Regions from separate parts of the Homo sapiens genome. Here region 2 is linked to region 1. Evidence: read pairs that join two places in POLR2A ChIA-PET (ENCODE). Cell type or tissue: IMR-90. All regions are shown on one strand. Links, peaks and the distances in the headings refer to the core of each region. The heading gives the core; the rest is flanking DNA.

Region 1 (2,922 bases), core at 99-2,598:
ATGCAAAACCCCAGAGACATATCCAAGATGGTAATGTTCTGGTAATGAGAATTCAGTGGCTTGGTCCTTTGGTTTCTGAGACTCGAAATTATGATATTTCCTCTACCCTTGATTGAAAAATAATGCAGAAGTTTCCTCTACCCTTGATTGGAAAACTCAAAAAGTTGCACAGGCACAGCTGCACGCCAGTAATCCCAGCAGTTTGGGAGGCCGAGGCAGACGGATCACCTGAGGTCAGGAGTTTGAAACCAGCCTTGGCCAACAGGGAGAAACCCTGTCTCTACTAAAAATACAAAAATTAGCTGGGCATGGTGGCAGGCCCCTGTAATCCCAGCTACTCAGGAGGCTGAGGCACGAAAATCACTTGAACCTGGGAGGCAGAAGTTGCAGTGAGCTGAGATCATATCACTGCACTCCAGCCTGGGCAACAGAGCAAGACTTGGTCTAAAAAGAAAAAGAAAACTCAAAAAGTTTAAGCCAGCACCAACCAGCCAAGATAACCGGTGTGATTATTTGGGAATATGTTCTTAAACTAATTTTTCCCAGGTTTACAAAATCATGACAAGTAGTCATAAGGTATTTGTTTGTTTGTTTTGCTTGCATTTAAATTATCATAAGAATTCTACAACATGGTTTTTAATGGCTTGTCACCAACCCCACTGCTATCGTATTGATTTAAAGCACCATCATCTTTCACCTGGAAGATGGCAAAGCCATAATCATGAGGTTATATATATATATCATATATATATATGTATAGATATCACACAGACACAGACATACGTACATATATGTATACTTAAAATAAATAAAACTTCAGTGAACCTCTGTGAACATAAGATTTTGCCCACATTTTAAATTACTTCCTTGTGATCAATTCCCAGAAGTGAAATTGCTGTGTTAAAACCAATTTACAATTCCACATCAATATATGCCAGACAATATTTGCAATATTTGCTTCTTCACACCCCTTCTGACATTGGATATAATCATTCTTCTTGCCTATCTGATAGGTTAAAAAAGTGGTATCTTACTGTACTTTTAATTTGCATATTTTTGCAAGTCCCATTGCTTTTTGGAAAATGTTTGCTGTAGGACTATTTTATATAGTTCTCTAACATGGATGGGAAGAAGTGATTACTAAAAGAGCCACACTGACTGAATTTGGTCCTCTTTTGGTCTCTAATCAGTTGTAATCAAAATATGACTATAGCAAACTGTCCTACTGGGAGATGATGGTGTGCATTGATGATTGCTAATGTCATGTTTGCAAAGGGCAGCATCCCGTCTTGGTTACATACCCAACTGAATGTAAAAATCTTTTAGCAAGCTACCCGAAGATGGAGCAGTTCCAGAGGAAGTTTCTACTTTGGACCTGGTTAGAGTTTTTCAGCACCCCCAGTATTGGGTCATCTGCTTTTTATCTCAGAAAGCTGCTTAGAACCCTTGTTACCTGTGAAATGCTCCATCATTCAATATTAACAAGCAAACAAAGAGATCAGCATTCCAAGGCATTATATGCTTTTCTCGTCTTCCTTTCTACTCTTTTTTGAATCCAAAGTAAATACAGGCAGACAAAATGAGAATTGTTAAACCAACTTTAAAGAAGTCTCTATGCTTTTTGTAAACTTTGACTCAAATTGAGTGTACATGGATAGCTAAGACATCAGCTTGGGGTTTTGAAATTCAAGCCCACCACATAGACCAATCTCATTCTATAAGAATCAATACCTCCAGGCATTATGACTAGATAGTGGATCCCCCGACATGCTATTCATGCCTAACACAGCCCTCATTGGCCCCAGTGTGTGTTTTCAATGAATCACATCAGAATTCTGGCTGCAGAAACCCAGGGCTGATACTCATTTTGGGAAACCAAATTTCTCTTTCCAGTTTAAAAATTTATTAGCAAAAGAATATCATCAAAGGCACTACTGCTATGATATCTACTAGCTTAAGGAATGTGTAAGAGAGAAATTTTTCTTTAATGTTTTCTCAGAATTTCTCCCCTTTATGAATTTGCCCGAAAAGGTATGCTAAATTCAAAAGTTTTCTTTTAAAGAAACTTATTTTACCTTCCTTATGTTGTGAGCTTTAAAAATAGACCCTTAATTAATTTTAAAATAGACCCTTTTAATTTTCAGATATTTGTTGAAGTACTGGTTCTCACTTGAGGCAAAGGGATAAAATCTCTTCTTTCAATTTCTAGATTAGCTAAATTTTGAGTTTGGGTCTCATCAAAGCGATCTGCATAGAAACAGAGAAGTGTCTCTGTTCTCTGTGCCAAACCCATTGTGCTTCACCGCGGTCAAAGCTCATGAGAATCACAGGTCCCAAAGGAATGCCACACCATTGCTGAACTATGTTCCTTCTGCATTTAAAATGACATTTAAATAAAACTTGCAGCTGTTTAAAATTTGACTAGGAAGATTTCCTACAGACATTTTTTTCAGACCTCTGAGACACTTAAAATGTGAGGTCCAGATTGAAGTTTCAGGGGAAAAGAGATCAAACCACATGAACCTCAACATTTGCCTGGAAGAGAGAAATGGTCAGCATGTAACTGCAACATGGACCTTAGATCAATGAGCATTCATGGCTTTGAGCACTTTGCTTTATTCCTCGATTCCTTCATTAAATGAATACTTGCTTTGATACATACAATGTTTCAGGTATGGACCTAGGTGCCCAGGAGAACATGGCTAATATACTACTGAGGGAGATGCCCAAAATGGAAATAAGCAGAACACTTTAAAATTAGCATTTCATGGAAGAGATATGGAAGGAAATGAAGACAGTGTCTTGATGGAGAATAGCCAAGATGGATGCACTTTAATCACAGCGGTCAGAGAGGGCTTCTGGGAACAAGAGGTATTTGAGAAGAGGTCTTAAGAATGAGAGGGTGGTGATCATTCAAATTGC
Region 2 (2,922 bases), core at 229-2,728, 400 kb before region 1:
TGGCATGTGCCTGTGGTCCCAGCTATTTGGGAGGCTAATGGGGGAGAATCATCTGAGCCTGGGACGTCAAGGCTGCAGCGAACTGTGATTGCACCACTGCACTCCAGCCTGGGCAACAGAGTGAGACCCTGTTTCAAAAAAAAAAAAAAAAAAAAGGAAAAAAAGAAACATATAATTATTTCCCCACTTCTAATATTAGAAGCCTACAGAGAAAATCCTAAAAGTGCTAAAGGGTCATATTTTTGAGATGCTACCTTCTTGAAGCAGTAGACTAAGCCTATGTTTATACCTGCATGTGATTTTATTTATTTTTCATAGCAACACAAAGGCCATTATCCTTCCCCTGTTGTACCTGTGAAAAGCCTGAGGTCTGGAGAAGGTCAGTAATTCTCAATGCCACACTGCTAGGCAGTGGCTGAGCTGAAATACCCATGCCTGTCCAAGTGACTGATTCCTATGACCTTCCATCCCCCTTCACTGCCTTTCCTTCTTTGTGGACAGTCCTAAGTTTAGGGTCAGCACTACAAAGCGAAACACTCCAATCACCTGGGGCACATTCCTTTTCTCACTCCTTCCCACGTCCTCGTCTTCTATCCTCCCAGTTACTCATCTCAGTACCTCAGTTTCCCCACCTAAATGTTGCCTCTTAGGTTTCACGTGGGAATTAAAGGAGTGTGTGTGTGTGTGTGTGTGTGTGTGTGTGTGTACCCAAACACCTTAGAACAGTCCCTGGGAGATAGCATTATATACATAATCACTATTATACTTCTACCCTAGTAACTTTCTCACCACTCAAAACTTTCTCCTTCATGAAGTGTCTTCATGATTAACTTTAAATGGATAATAACTGGACTAAGCAGCAGATTCACTGAGGAGTTTACACAATTATCTCATTCATTCCTCATGACCCTGTAAAATTAGGGTGTTTTCTTCTCTGGAAGAAATACAAAATACAAAGAACATATGTTTATGGTGTGTATGAGGTTTTTGCGCATGTGAGTGTGTGTGTCCACAGTAGCTTTCAAAAGAACAGTCATTCTTATCAACTAGATTCTGCAGAACTTAAGAGAAATGTGATTAAAACATTACTGACAAGGCATCGCTATTTATGTTAGTGAATTCTAACTGGACCTATCCAGATGTATGTTTACGGATTATTTGCCCAAGAAGAACAGGTGCTAGTCCTTGGAAGAAGTATGATTAATAAACACTGTTTAGGATTTGAGATGCCCAAATAGGTATTTGGAAAACAGATCTTCAGAAGGAAGGTAAATATTTCTATTAGAGTATAAACAACACAGTCCTACCGAGCACAGTTGCTCAGTGTGATGACTCATCATGCAGCTTCAGCCTACTTGAGACTCACTAAGGATCACACAATAATAAACACAACCTACTACGTGCTCACCACGGTGGCTGATTCCCTGGTGAGGAGAGGAGTATCAGGTGACTCTAGTCCAGATAATTGAAAGAGAGAAAGCTAACATATAAAATGGAATAATTAAAGGTTAAAGTAGAGACTACAAGGAAGGGAAAGTGTTTTGAAAATGTAAGACATTTCATGTTTGACTCAAGGTAAGCGGACATGTCTTAACTTCAGAAATAGCCTGTAAAAATGCACCAATATGGGAAGGTCATGCACCAAGTTCAGAATAGTGCTTACGCTTCTGATAATTAACACGGTTGACACAATGATCTCATTTATTCCTCCTGATTCTATGAGGTAAGACCTATTATCGGCCAGGTGTGGTGGCTCACACCTGTAATCCCAGCACTTTGGGAGGCCGAGGCGGGTGGATCACCTGAGGTCAGGAGTTCGAGACCAGCCTGACCAACATGGTGAAACCCCATCTCTACTAAAAAATACAAAAAATTAGCCGGGCGTGGTGGCACATGCCTGTAATCCCAGCTACTCGGGAGGCTGAGGCAGGAGAATCGCTTGAACCCGGGAGGCAGAGGTTGCAGTGAGCCGAGATGGCACCATTGCACTCCAGCCTGGGTGTGACAGAGTAAGACTCCATCTAAAAAAAAAAAAAAAGAACTATTATCCCCATTTCAGAGACAAGGAAACTAAAGGGCAGCAAAGCAAAGTAGCCCAGACCCAGTACTTGAACTCAAGCCCTCTAATGTCACAGTGTATATCCTTAAGAATTCCGTGGTGTGACTTCAGAACACGCAGGAAGAAATGTCAATACAGGCTGGAGGAGTAGGCCAAGGTGACAGGGAGTACCTTATCCCTACTTCAGCTCTGGCAAAGTAGTGGCGGCATCTGGATAGGTGAGGAAGGCATGGACAGGGTGACAGGAGATGCTGGAATACGCATGGCACACACATGACCAGGAAGTTCATGCTGGCCAGAGCCACAACGGGCATAAGGACTCATGGAAACAAGAATGAGAAAGAATGGGGCTGGAAGGAAGAAACTGACAACTGTATACAACTATCTCACTGGCAGCTGGAGGTACAAAGTAGAGGCCCATGAGGCCTGGATATCTGGGCATGACCAGCACAGAGCTGCTGAGTGAAGGTTATATGCAGCCTGAGATGGAGAATAGAGGGCCAAGGGCTGATGTGGAGAATGGCCACCACTTAGGTCAGAAGAAAGGCCTGGTGAAGGGGAACGTGTATTTTTACAATCTTATATATACCCATGAGGTTCCACCTGGATTCAAATCCAGTATGCAGCTTACGAGGTGTGACATTGGCCAAGTCACAAAATTTCTCTGCGCCTCATTTTACTCAAATATAAAAAGAGAATAAGAAGGTATATAAGAATATCTCACAGGATTGTTGAGAGAAGACACACACACACACACACACACACACACACACTCCCAAGATGAGAACAAGGCCAGACACAGATAAGTGCTCTGTAAGTGTCCGCTTGCTGCTGTCATCATCGTCATCGACATCATCATCATC

What was found. ChIA-PET counts read pairs that join two places held together with the same protein. Peaks named below come from ENCODE experiments on the same cell type or tissue, not always from the same donor. Only the 100,000 strongest peaks of a DNase experiment are listed, where the experiment ranks them.
Region 2: POLR2A ChIA-PET joins it to region 1 with 8 read pairs; 2 of 35 experiments call an interaction of 5 or more read pairs at or near these places.

Annotation. Positions count from the first base shown.
Region 1 is chr3:73,947,884-73,950,805 of GRCh38, forward strand. No RefSeq gene overlaps it. Among named protein-coding and RNA genes, the nearest start is that of LINC02047, 50 kb to the right of the region's middle. In IMR-90, for the core only: no CTCF peak of the experiment used is centred there; no DNase peak of the experiment used is centred there.
Region 2 is chr3:73,551,554-73,554,475 of GRCh38, forward strand. The region is part of intron 3 of PDZRN3 (PDZ domain containing ring finger 3); the gene reads right to left. All of the region lies in intron 1 of LOC101927296 (a long non-coding RNA gene), which reads left to right. Among named protein-coding and RNA genes, the nearest start is that of PDZRN3-AS1, 71 kb to the right of the region's middle. In IMR-90, for the core only: no CTCF peak of the experiment used is centred there; a DNase peak (open chromatin) is centred at 1,348; H3K27ac peaks cover 290 bases.